2 separate regions of the Homo sapiens genome follow, and region 2 is linked to region 1. The links are chromatin contacts, found by Hi-C or POLR2A ChIA-PET in ENCODE. All regions are on one chromosome and are shown on one strand. Each heading gives the region's core, a stretch centred on a gene start or an enhancer-like site at or near the end of the contact. The rest is flanking DNA. Distances are from core to core; before and after follow the strand shown. Region 1 has its middle 66 kb from the start of SNX9. Region 2 has its middle 19 kb from the start of SYNJ2.

Region 1 (6,008 bases), core at 2,380-4,879:
AACCTTTGGACACTCTCTGGGGGAGAAATGTGGATGGTGACACCCTGTGGCCTGGTTTTAATGGTGTGCTAGTAAATGTGCACAACAGGCTCTCTGGAAGAAGAGTCCTGAAATGTACATTTGCCAATTTCTGTGGTGTAAATACTGCCCCCATGGCCAATTTCCAGCTGTCAGTAAGAAGTCACTGAACGCAGAGGTGGAAAGAGATGTGCAGCAGAACAGGGTTATATAATGCTTCCTCCACTCAGACACGCAGATGTAAATAACCTTGATGGCCCGGGCGTGGTGGCTCACGCCTGTAATCCCAGCATTTTGGGAGGCCAAGGTGGGCAGATCACGAGGTCAGGAGATTGAGACCATCCTGGCCAACATGGTGAAACCCCATCTCTACTGAAAAAAAGATAAAAAAAATTAGCCAGTGTGGTGGTGCACGCCTGTAGTCCCAGCTACTCGGGAGGCTGAGGCAGGGGAATTGCTTGAACCTGGGAGGTGGAAGTTGCAGTGAGCCAAGTTCACACCACTGTACTCCAGCTGGGAAACACAGCAAGACTCCATCTAAAAAAGAAAACAAAAAACAAACAAACAAACAAAAAAAACAAACTTTGATGGCATAGGTAATAGTAAAGTGTAGATCACTAGGAAGTGATGAGCTTTAAGTGTTTATTACTTTTGTTTTTAGTATAATCTATTCAATTTGTAAGTTTATATCATTAAACTTTTATTTATTTTTCTTATTTATTTCTATATTTATTTGGAGACAGGGTCTCCCTCTGTTGCCCAGGCTAGAGTGCAGTGGCATGATCATGGCTCACTTCAGCCTCAACCACCTGGACTCAAAGCTCACACCTCAGCCTCTTGAGTAGCTGGGACTACAGGCGCCCGCCACCATGCCCAGCTAATTTTTGTATTTTTACTAGAGACAGGGTTTCACCATATTGGCCATGCTGACCTCAAACTCCTGACCTCAAGTGATCCACCAGCCTCAGCCTCCCAAAGTGTTGGGATTACAGGCATAAACCACTGCGCCTGACCCATTTAATTTTTAATAATGGCTGTGTTTAACAACCAGCTTGCAAATTTCCTGAAAATTTAACCATGAGTGCTCCTGGGCCCATCAGGGCCAGCTCTAGCATGTCACAGCCTGGTTTGGCTCTCAGGCCCCATCTTTGCATGGCTTCAGCTAGATGTCATGGTCCCCTGCCCGCAGCCTGCATGACTCAGAATTCCTACCAGCCAGGGCCGTGTGACTTCTGACGTCCAGGTTGCCAAATTCAATAGGTAAATTTCACTCCTTATTCTACTTGGCCTCCCAGAGACTCCTGTCTTTTGAAACTCTCAACACCATCATTGTTCCTTGCTATGATTTTAAACCTTCTCTGAGGGCACAGGTTCCTCTGCTGGCCCTTCAGCTGTTGGTGTTTTTCAGGACCTGAGGTCTTCTTCCACTGTCCTCACTGGGAACGTGAATGCCGCTGCTTCCCAGATCCCTGCCTTCAGTTCAGGTCTCCCTGTTGAACTCAGGTCTCATCTGTGCAACTTCCTGCTGCACAGCTTCCTGTGACCATCTCTCAGGCGTCTCCTACTCAACAGGTTCCATCATCCCTACCTGTCTTGCTCACGCAGGCATCCATGCTAGCGTTCACCCCATAAATACTTCTCAGACACCCATTACCTGCTAGTCACTACACGTGCTGACCATACAGCTGTGACTCAGCCACAGTCCCACCCTCATGGGGCTTATCCAGGGGACATGGTGTCACCATGTGCCCAGTGACCCCAGCCAGAGCCTTCAGTCATCCTTACCCCTGACCTCTCCCACTTACCATTGTTTAGTTGGTAGATTTGATCTGTTCTTCTTCCTGCCCAACTCCGGAAGCCTCCCCTTCCTCTGCCCCCACCAAGAGTGTCTTTTCCCCAGGCCCTTGTCATTTTGCTCTGGGATCATCGGGAAGCTCCTCACTGCTCTCCTATCCCCAGACTTGCCGCTCTCGAATCCATTCTCCATGCTGCTAGAGTAATGATATTTCTGAAATCACATTTATGATATTGCCATTTCCCTGTATAATATTCTCCCAAAGACCCTCATAGCATTCCATGTAACATCTAGCCTCCTTGGCATGGTAGAAAAGGCCTTTTAGGTGACCTGGCCTCATCTGCTTCTTTTTTCTTTCTTTTCTTTTTCCTTCCTTCCTCTCTTTTTTCTTTCTTTCTTTCTCTCTTTCTCTTTCCTTCTTTCCTTCCTTCCTTTCTTCTTTCTTTTCTTTTCTTTTTTGATAGGGTCTTGCTCTGAAGACCTTGGAGGCTGGAGTGCAGCAGTGAGATCACACCTCACTGTAACTTTGAACTCCTGGGCTCAAGTGATCCTCCTGCCTCAGCCTCCTGAGTAAGTGGGACTACAGGCATGCACCACCATGGCCGGCTAATTTTTAATTTCTTTTTGTGGAGACGAGGTCCTGCTATGTTGCCCAAGCTCCTCAAACTCCTGGCCTCCCCATCTGCTTCTTAGTCTTCTTGTTACCATTCCTCCTGAGACCTACGCTCCAGCTGTGGGGACATTTCTCAGGCCTACCCCCTATGCTGGTGCCAACCCCTTCACCCAGAATCCCTCCACCCGACGCCAGCCCTAGCCCCTATTCCTTTCTTTGATTGCCTGCTCCTAGTCATCCTTCAAAGCTTGGTTCAGCTGCAAGCTTCCCAGTATGGCTGTGCAAGGGGCATTGCAAAGAGGTGGAGGGTGCCCTGTGCACATCTGAGGTCACTGTAGATTATGACAATTTTCTGGTACATAGTGATAAAATGAATGGTGCCACTGAGGTCATCAGCAGGGCAACTTCTGTCACTTCCTCCTGGAAATGTTCACTGGCCCTCCCAGTTTGCGTTGGGTGACTCTTCTCTGTCATGGCCATGTCATACCAAACTGTGACTGTTTATTAGTATCCATGCTCTTTTGGAGGATGAGCTCTTGGAGGACAGGACCGTGTCCTTCCCTTCTGTATACCTGGCACAAGAACTGATGGGCAGTCCGTGAAGGTTTGTTGAGTGAATGAGCGTGTCCCCGGTAACAGAGTGCCGTGGATAAGGCCCCAGGATCCTGAGTTAGAATCCTGGTGCTGCCTCTCCCATGCAGGGTGACTTAGACACAGCACTCCACAAGTAGCCACCCCATACCTCATACAAAGAGTATGGGGCTCAAGTGAGAAAGTGGCTGCCAAGCACTGAGGGAATGCATGGTGATTCTTACGACTGAATATTTTCCAGTGCTGAAGCTGCTTCTGTGTTGTGCTTCCTAGTCCACTTTTCTGGACTCCCTCTCTCGGTTTGTTTATTATTATTTTAATCCTCCTGAGTTTTACTAGAGAGGCAGCACCATCTTGGTAAATATCTTAACTGCCAGCTCCTGGTGGGGGGAGGGGGTGGAAGTTGAAGTGGAATTCAGTGCAGTGATGTGTGAGATAATGGAACACACACACATTACAGCTAAAGTCCAAGGGAAAGGCTGTCAGAATTAGCTGGATTCTCCCGGCGTCCTCTCTGCACCGGGGCTTGCGATCTGGCCCTCGGCCGCAGGTTGGCACAGCCTGCTTTGTTGCTGAGATGCCCAGTTTCCTCTCGCTCCTGCCCTCTGCTGGCCGGAATCAGATTCTTTCCCGCATATTTGACTCTGTTGCCTCTGGGGATCCGCCTGGGGATCCGCCTGCGTCTCGGGGGCCTGGTTTTCTTTGCTTATTCACTTGCTTGCTGGAGTGTCTATTCCCTGCTTGCTGCATTAGAAGCTATGGGGTACACAAGTGATGCTGGTCCTCAAAGTCCACCTTCAAGGAGCAAGAAATTTGGATAATCTTGGAGAAGCAGAAGCCAGGACCTCAATCCAGAACTCTGTGCCTGGAGCAATGAAGGAGTTATTGTCCCCAGACATGGCACACCAGATTGCAAATTTATAAAGACAGGGAATCATACTTATGTAGAGCTTCGCAATTTACAGAGCACCAAGACATACATTTTCCAATTTAACTCTTTTTTTTTTTTTAGACAGAGTCTCACTCTGTTGCCCAGCTAGAGTGCAGAGTGCAGAGGAACAATCACAGCTCACTGCAACCTCCACCTCCTGGGTTCAAGCAATCCTCCTGCCTCAGCCCCCCAAGTACTTGGGTCTACAGGCACTTGCCACCACGCCCAGCCAATTTTTGTATTTTTTGTAGAGACAGGGTTTCACCATGTTGCCCAGGCTGGTCTTGAACTCCTGACCTCAAGTGATCTGCTTACCTCAGCCTCCCAAAGTGTAGGGATTACAGGCATGAGCCACCATGCCTAGCTAATTTAACCCTTTCAAGCAAACCACTGAGGATGGTATTAATGAAATAAAATAGAAATTGTGTTGGGAGACTGACATTTACTGTCATCAGATGTGATTACTGGCAAACATCTTGTTAGTCAGCTGATGTTATGTCTCACCTCAAAGGACACACTTGATGGGTGGGTGGGGGAAAGCCAGTAAGCCAGGAGTTTCAAAGGAACACTGTGTGGTCTGACCCACACTGTCTTTCCGTAGCATCTGAACTTTCTGTCCCTGCCTCTCCAGCAATGTCTGAGAAGATCAAAGTCTGAGGAGACAGATGTGACTCCTGGAGAGGCATCCAATGGGTAGTTCTCCACTTCTGCCTTGCAACCGTGATCCCAGAAATTCTGAAAGGGCACTTTTAGGATTAAAAGCATTTAGCTTCGTTTCTTCCTTTGTAGGAATGGAAAATCAAAATCACTCTGAAGTCGTGGTTTCTTTTAAGATGCAAAACAACTCCTTTCAAGCCATTGCTTTTAAATCTCTCACATTCAAGCTTAAATCAGTGAGTGACATTGTCACCGTATAATCCGACTGAGTTAAATCGAATAGTGGGAAAGTGGCCTTTTCTTTCTTTAATCTTTGACAAAATAAGGCAAATTCTAAAATTATGCCCAACAGTCTATCAGTAGTCTTTGTTGTTCCACATGTTCAAAGAGAAATGTCTATAAACTCTCAGCTGGTGTTTTTCTAACCCGGAGGCATTCTCTTCCCTACCAGGAAGGGAGGAGTGACTAACATATGATGCTGAGAGAGGCCACTAGGAAAGAGATGGCTGAGAGGGAGAATTTCTCCCGGTGTCAGAGGCATGCGAACCAGAGCAACTCCATCTTGAATACAGAGCTGGGTAAAATGAGGCGGAGACCTACTGGGCTGCATTCCCAGACTGTTAAGGCATTCTAAGTCACAAGATGAGATAAGAGGTCAGCACAAGATGCAGGTCATAAAGACCTTGCTGATAAAGCAGGTTGCAGTAAAGAAGCCGGCCCTATCTCACCAAGACCAAGATGGCCACGAGAGTGACCTCTGGTCGTCCTCACTGCTACACTCCCACCTGCACCATGACAGTTTACAAGTGCCATGGCAATGTCAGGAAGTTACCCTGCATGGTCTAAAAAGGGGAGACATGAGATTCACCCCTTGTTTAGCATATCATCAAGAAACAACCATAAAAATGGGCAACCAGCAGCCCTCGGGGCTGCTCTGTCTATGGAGTAGCCATTCTTTATTCCTTTACTTTCTTAATACACTTGCTTTCACTTTATTCTATGGACTCACCCTGAATTCTTTCTTGCACAAGATCCAAGAACCCTCTCTTGGGATCTGGATCAGGACCCCTTTCCTGTAACACCTGCACTGCTATTCCGACCATAGTCTTGGATGCTTTGAGGTTGTGATAGCTGCACAGGTGAGAGGGAGAGCCCTCACTCAGAAATTTTGCTCTCGAAACTCAGAGGCACAGAGCAGACTTAGGACGTGCTGATGTCCACGCTCACAACATGCATGTTGCTCAGTTCATACAATGTGTGACGCACGTCAGACAGACCCACCTTCAACAAAGCACTTTTATGTCTCAAAACAGGAAGCATCCAAAAAATGCAGCCACCCAACTGCTTCCTTCCAGTAGAATCCTCCTCTTGTCCAGGTTTCTATCCTATCTGTGCTTCCCATT
Region 2 (5,738 bases), core at 1,207-3,706, 210 kb before region 1:
TGAGGCAGGAGAATCGCTTGAACCCTGGAAGGCAGAGGTTGCAGTGAGCCAAGATCCTGCCACTGTATTCTAGCCTGGGCAACAAGATGAGACTCTGTCTCAAAAAAAAGAAACAAACAAAAAACAAACAAAAAAAACCCACCTGCCTCCGCTCACCAAAAAAGTCTTAAATAAACAAGAAGTCTCCAGGTAGGCCACCCAGAGCTGGGGTAGCACCTCCTCAGTGTCATCAAAGACCCAAGCAAGCTGGTTCTTTCTCTTCATGATACCTAGCATGTTGGCTTGTTGCCTCACGATCACAAAATAGTTGCTCCAGCTCCAGACATTACAGCAATATTCAAGGTAGAAAGAAGAGAGGAATTCACACCAACTGTATCTGTCCCTTTTATAAGAAAAAGGCAAAAGCTTCTCTCTCTGCAAGTCCACAACAAATGTCTACTTAAGACTCTTCGGCCAGAATGGTGTCATGTGGCCTCCATTAGACACAAAGGAAACTTTTGCAGCCTTTTCAGTTGAGATGGACAAGAGAGAAAGCAGTTAGGAATGAATGAGTTTGGGTCAGATGGCCAACAATGTCCTCCATGTCTAGTGCAGCCAATATCTGATAATCAGTCTTGTTCTTTTAGTGTAAGGCTTAGCACTGCCTTAGAAACTTCGTTATAAATTCTTTCTCCAAATTTATGATAATACTATGATTCCTATTAAAATGTATTCCTATGAAAATATACCTCCTATTTTCATTTTTTTCCACGTATTTCCTCTCCAGGGCAATCATGGTAAAGTAAATAGGACAGGAGTTATTTCTGATTTGTGTAGAATGCTGAAGTCCTGATAGGATTGCTGTGAGGCACTGAGTCTCCAAACTGCTCGCCTAGTGGATTGTTGTTGTTTTATTTTATTTTTTATTTTTTGAGATGGAATCTCACTCTGTCACCCAGGCTGGAGTGCAATGGCGCAATCTTGGCTGACTGCAACCTCTGCCTTCCGGGTTCAAGCCATTCTCCTGCCTCAGCCTCCCAAGTAGTTGAGACTACAGGTGTGCGCCACCATACCAGGCTAATTTTTGTATTCTTAGTAGAGATGGGGTTTCGCCATGTTGGCCAGGCTGGTCTTGAACTCCTGACCTCAAGTGATCCTCCCGCCTTGGCCTCCCAAAGTACTGAGATTACAGGCATGAGCCACTGCGCCCGGCCTCATTTTATTTTTGAGACAGGGTCTCATTCTGTCGCCCAGGCTGGAGCACAGTGGTGTGAACAGGGCTCACCGCAGCCTCAACCTCCTGTTCTCAAACAATCCTCCCACCTCAGCCTCCCAGGTAGCTGGGACCACAAGTGCCTAACTTTTTATCTTTTGTAGAGATGAGGTCTCACTTTTTTGCCCAGGCTGGTCTCCAACTCCTGGACTCAAGTGATCCTCCTACCTCAGGCTCTGAAAGTGCTGGGATTACAGGTGTGAGCCACTGCACCCAGCCTCACCCATTGTTTTTTCTGTTGGCCACACTGCCTCTCTGGTTTCATATTTTATCTCTTTGAGACAACTTGTTTGTCTACTGCATTGCTGTCTAATTCAGCAGAGTTAAGAGGGTGTCCTCATTTGCTGACTAATGCACAGATCGCTGTTCCTCTCACCATAGCTCTAGAAACAGCAACTTAACCACTGTACCCGTGGATAGATTTCTACAGCAAATGTGGAAAAAAAGGGAGAGTGAAATAAAAAGCCAATAGCAATGAAAAAATATTACAGCACTTTTGCAGATCAAGCTATGTGACTATTTTAACCACAAAACCGAACACGAATCCTTGTAAGACATAATAAAAATGAGAGCAAAAAAAAGGATCTGCCGCGGTTTCGTGTGCACGATAAAGAGGAAAATAGAGCTCTGTCCGAGGTCAGCCACCTCCCTTCCGTCTTTGGAGTCCTCACTTCTGTAGCACCTTAAAAAGGTATTCTGCTCAATCTTCAACCAGAGCATGGCTTTTGTCCTATAAAAGTGCCCCCACGGTGTGTGTTTTTAAGTAAATTGATATATTCGGACTCAGTGGGCCGAGCACGATGGCTCACGCCTGTAATCTCAGCACTTTGGGAGGCTGAGGTGAGTGGATCATCTGAGGTCAGGAATTTGAGACCCAGCCTGGCCAACATGATGAAACCCCACCTCTATTAAAAATACAAAAATTAGCCAGGCATGGTGGCAGTTGCCTGTAGTCCCAGCTACTCGGGAGGCTGAGGCAGGAGAATGGCTTGAGCCTGGGAGGCAGAGGTTGCAGTGAGCCAAGATGGCGCCATTGCACTCCAGCCTGGGCTACAGAGTGAGACTCTGTCTCAAAAAAAAAAAAAAAAAAAAAAAAAGAAAAAAAAAAAGAAAAAGAAAAGAAAAAAAAGACCTGGTGGCATGTGAGCAGGAAGACTCCAGGCCTGGCCCCATTTCAGGAGCTGCAGCTGTTTTTAAGGCCAACTTGCTTCCTGCCTGAGCGATACCCAGTGGCCCACTGCTGGCCTGCGTGGATTTATTTAGACAGTAATGTTGACCAGACAGCCAGAATTTTCCCACTCTCTTTACTTCCGGAAGGGTTTGCTCATAATTAGTTAAATCAGCTTTCTCTGCCTCTCAGTGCCAAGATGTTTATAGAAATCTCACTACTTCTGCTGTTGGCTATACTTTTCATCCTCTTTGCCACCACAACGTTCCCCATTGTTTCTAAAACCCTTCATCCAAAAACCTAAAGTTCCTCACTGAGCCAAACAGGGCAATTGGCTTTGAAAGGGAACACACCTGTTCAGCACAGACTTTCTCTCCTTTCTCCTTGAGGCTCATCTACTTGCCATCTCTCCCCTTCTTGAGCGCCAGAGGGTGAGCAAAGATCTTGGATTGGCTGTCGCTTGCCGGAGCTGTTCTGCGCCAGAAAGATCCTCCGGGCGCCCTTCACAGTGGTGGCTTGGGTTCAATACTGTCTTGCTCAGACAGCTGACCTGCTAATCAGCCCGCACCTTTGAGGACTAAGAGGAAACTGACCTCCCCTGACCTGTGAAAGTATCCATCCCTGCTTCTCCATGACACACTCCTTCAGCGCGTGTGTAGTCAGAAAAAGGAGAGGAGGAGAAGCAGTTCCAAGAAAAATAACAGGATGTGGTTGATGAAATATGAAATATGAAATGAAAGTCTGGTATGGTATGGAAACTGACTTTGTCTTTTTTTCTTTTAGACAGAGTCTCACTCTGTCACCCTGGCTGGAGTGCAGTGATGCGATCTCGGCACACTCCAACCTCCTCCTCCCAGGTTCAAGTGATTCTCCTGCCTCAGCCTGCCGTGTAGCTGGGATTACAGGCACACACCACGATGCCCGTTTGGTTTTTTTTTAAATTTTTTTATTTTTAATAGAGACGGGGCTTCACCATGTTGGCCAGACTGGTCTCAAACTCCTGGCCTCAAGTGATCCACCCACCTCGGCCTCCCAGAGTGCTGGGATTACAGGCATGAGCCACCGCACCGGGCCTGACTTTGTCTTTAAGGCAGTGGCTCCTAACCTTTATTGAGTCACCCAGATCTTTAAGAATCTGATGACAGGTACAAATCCTTTCCCCAGAAAAAATGTAAAATATGCACTTGAACAATTTGCCTAAAGTCTCACATGGTTCATTGGTACACCTTCCCCCAACCCCCCAGAATTATCTGGACCACAGGTGACAAATTCCTATTTTAAGGCCAGGTGTGATGGATCACACCTGTAATCCCAGCACTTTGGGAGGCTGAGGAGGGTGGATTGCTTAAGCCCAGCGATTTGAGACCTGCCTGAGTAACAATGGCGAAACCCCGTCTACAAAAAATACAAACATTAGCTGGGTGCGGTGCGGTGCGCCTGTAATCCCAGCTACTCAGGGTCTGAGGCGGGAGGGTCCTTGAGCCTGGGAGGTCAAGGCTTCAATGAGCCAAGATTACACCACTGCACTCCAGACTGGGTGACAAAGTGAGACCCCCATCTAAAAAAAAGAAAAAAGAAAAGAAAGAAAGAAAAGATTCCTATTTTAGAAGCTTGTACTTGTAATAGTACCCCTTAAAGGTGGTTGGAATATAAATCTTAACTACAAATAAATTCCCAATGACATTAGGAAATGCAGAGTTAATATCATGCAAAAGAAGAGGATTAGGAGCTGGGAGCTCCTCAAAGAAAAATTTTAATTCACCAGCGGTCAATTCCTCTCCTGTTGTGGCTATATACCTCCCATTTATGCTAATGACTTTGCTACCCTCTGTGTAGATGTGTGGCAAGGGAAGAATAATCTCTTCTCAGTTGCAACCAATTGATCCATCTGGAAGTGATTTAAACATCAACAAAATAATTCAATCTCACAAAAATCATTTGTTTTGTTTGCATTTGCAAATTCATGTTTTGCTTTGCTTCCTCTTCCTCTGCATTTTAGAGTGGATGAATAGTTTTCTATATGGCACATCTTCAAACACTCCTGCTTCATTACACCAATACATTTTTAGACATGTGTTTAGAGGCAGAGTGAGCACACACTCTGGCTCAAAAAAGAAAGAGAGACAAGACCAGTCAGGACAGGCAGGAATAGTTCCTGCTGCATAACACGCAACTCCAAGTCTCAATGGCCCAACATAGTAGGAGTTGATTTCTTGCTTGAGCACATTCTGCTACAGGTCTGAGCGGCCATCCAGGCCGTCTCTCCTCTGTGTGCTGGCTCTGCCTTCTAAGCTGCTGCAACTCTTCGGCCCCTTTATGCCAACGCTTAGTCCCATCATCACCATGGGAAGTGGGAGGACAGCTAGAGGGATGAACATCGCAATGACATGCTTCCACCTGGAACCATACACATCTCCCCAGCTATGTTTTTCTGGCCAAAGTGAATCACATAGTGATGTCTGGTTTTACAGAGACAGGAAAGCATGAGCCATGGAAGGGGTTCAGAAAAGCTGACAACCAAAGGATAGAAAAGCTGTAAGATCTACTACAGAGACTGCTGACACATGCTTGGGAATTAGAACAAATTTTGAGAAATGTCTGTTAAGATGTTCTCTGTGAATGGGAAAACTACCCTTGCCCTAGATTTTAAAAATAAATCAGGCTGGGCTCACGCCTGTAATCCCAGCACTTTAGGAGGCTGAGGCAGGCAGATCACTGGAGGTCAAAGTTTGAGACCAGCCTGGCTAACATGGTGAAACCCCGTCTCTACTAAAAATACAAAAATTAGCTGAACGTGGTGGTGAACTCTTATAATACCAGCTACTCAGGAGGCTGAGGTAGAAGAATTGCTTAAACTTGGAAGGCAGAGTTTGCAGTGAGCCAAGATCACACCACTGCACTCCAACCTGGGCGACAGAGCAAGACTCTGTCTCAAAAACAAAATAAATAAAATAAAAATAAATCATGAGTGTTCTACTTCCAGCCATGATGGTGTAACAGACGGCAGTTTACACCTTCTCTTATCCTTAGATAAAGAGAAAGCCAGACCCAATATATGAAAAATATATTCAGACACTAGATGTCAGGCAGTGCAAGACTTTGATCACTGGAGAAAAGAAACAAACAAGATGAGACCCATGAGGGCTCCGCATTACTGTCTGAGGCAGTTCCTAAGCCCAGGAAAGGGAGGGGAAACCAAAGAGATCTCAGTGGTCTCACTGAATGGAGGAGACTGATCAGAGTTTGGGGAGGCCAAGGTGGCTAGAGTTTGAAGGGCAAAGTGTGGGAGTGAAGGGAGCTACAGAGAGAGAGAGAGAG

What was found. A loop is a pair of places that touch in the nucleus more often than their neighbours do. ChIA-PET counts read pairs that join two places held with the same protein, here RNA polymerase II (POLR2A). Pooled maps may share reads with other maps.
Region 2: a loop to region 1 is called in a pooled map, with 3 times the contacts of the local background. The contact joins two enhancer-like sites. A Hi-C loop is called at or near these places in 4 of 168 maps with a recorded cell type or tissue (Caco-2, HepG2, chondrocyte and 1 more), 1 of 37 single-sample maps with no recorded cell type and 8 of 50 pooled maps. POLR2A ChIA-PET finds 5 or more read pairs at or near these places in 2 of 52 experiments (H1 and HepG2).

The regions. Positions count from the first base shown.
Region 1 is chr6:157,754,437-157,760,444 of GRCh38, reverse strand. No RefSeq gene overlaps it. Among named protein-coding and RNA genes, the nearest start is that of SNX9, 66 kb to the left of the region's middle. RefSeq lists a silencer at 4,834-5,128. Within about 2 kb of position 3,629, at least 10 of the 41 ENCODE cell types and tissues checked have a DNase peak (open chromatin) inside an H3K27ac peak, as active enhancers do.
Region 2 is chr6:157,960,154-157,965,891 of GRCh38, reverse strand. No RefSeq gene overlaps it. Among named protein-coding and RNA genes, the nearest start is that of SYNJ2, 19 kb to the left of the region's middle. RefSeq lists a cis regulatory region at 1,442-1,784. Within about 2 kb of position 2,456, at least 4 of the 41 ENCODE cell types and tissues checked have a DNase peak (open chromatin) inside an H3K27ac peak, as active enhancers do.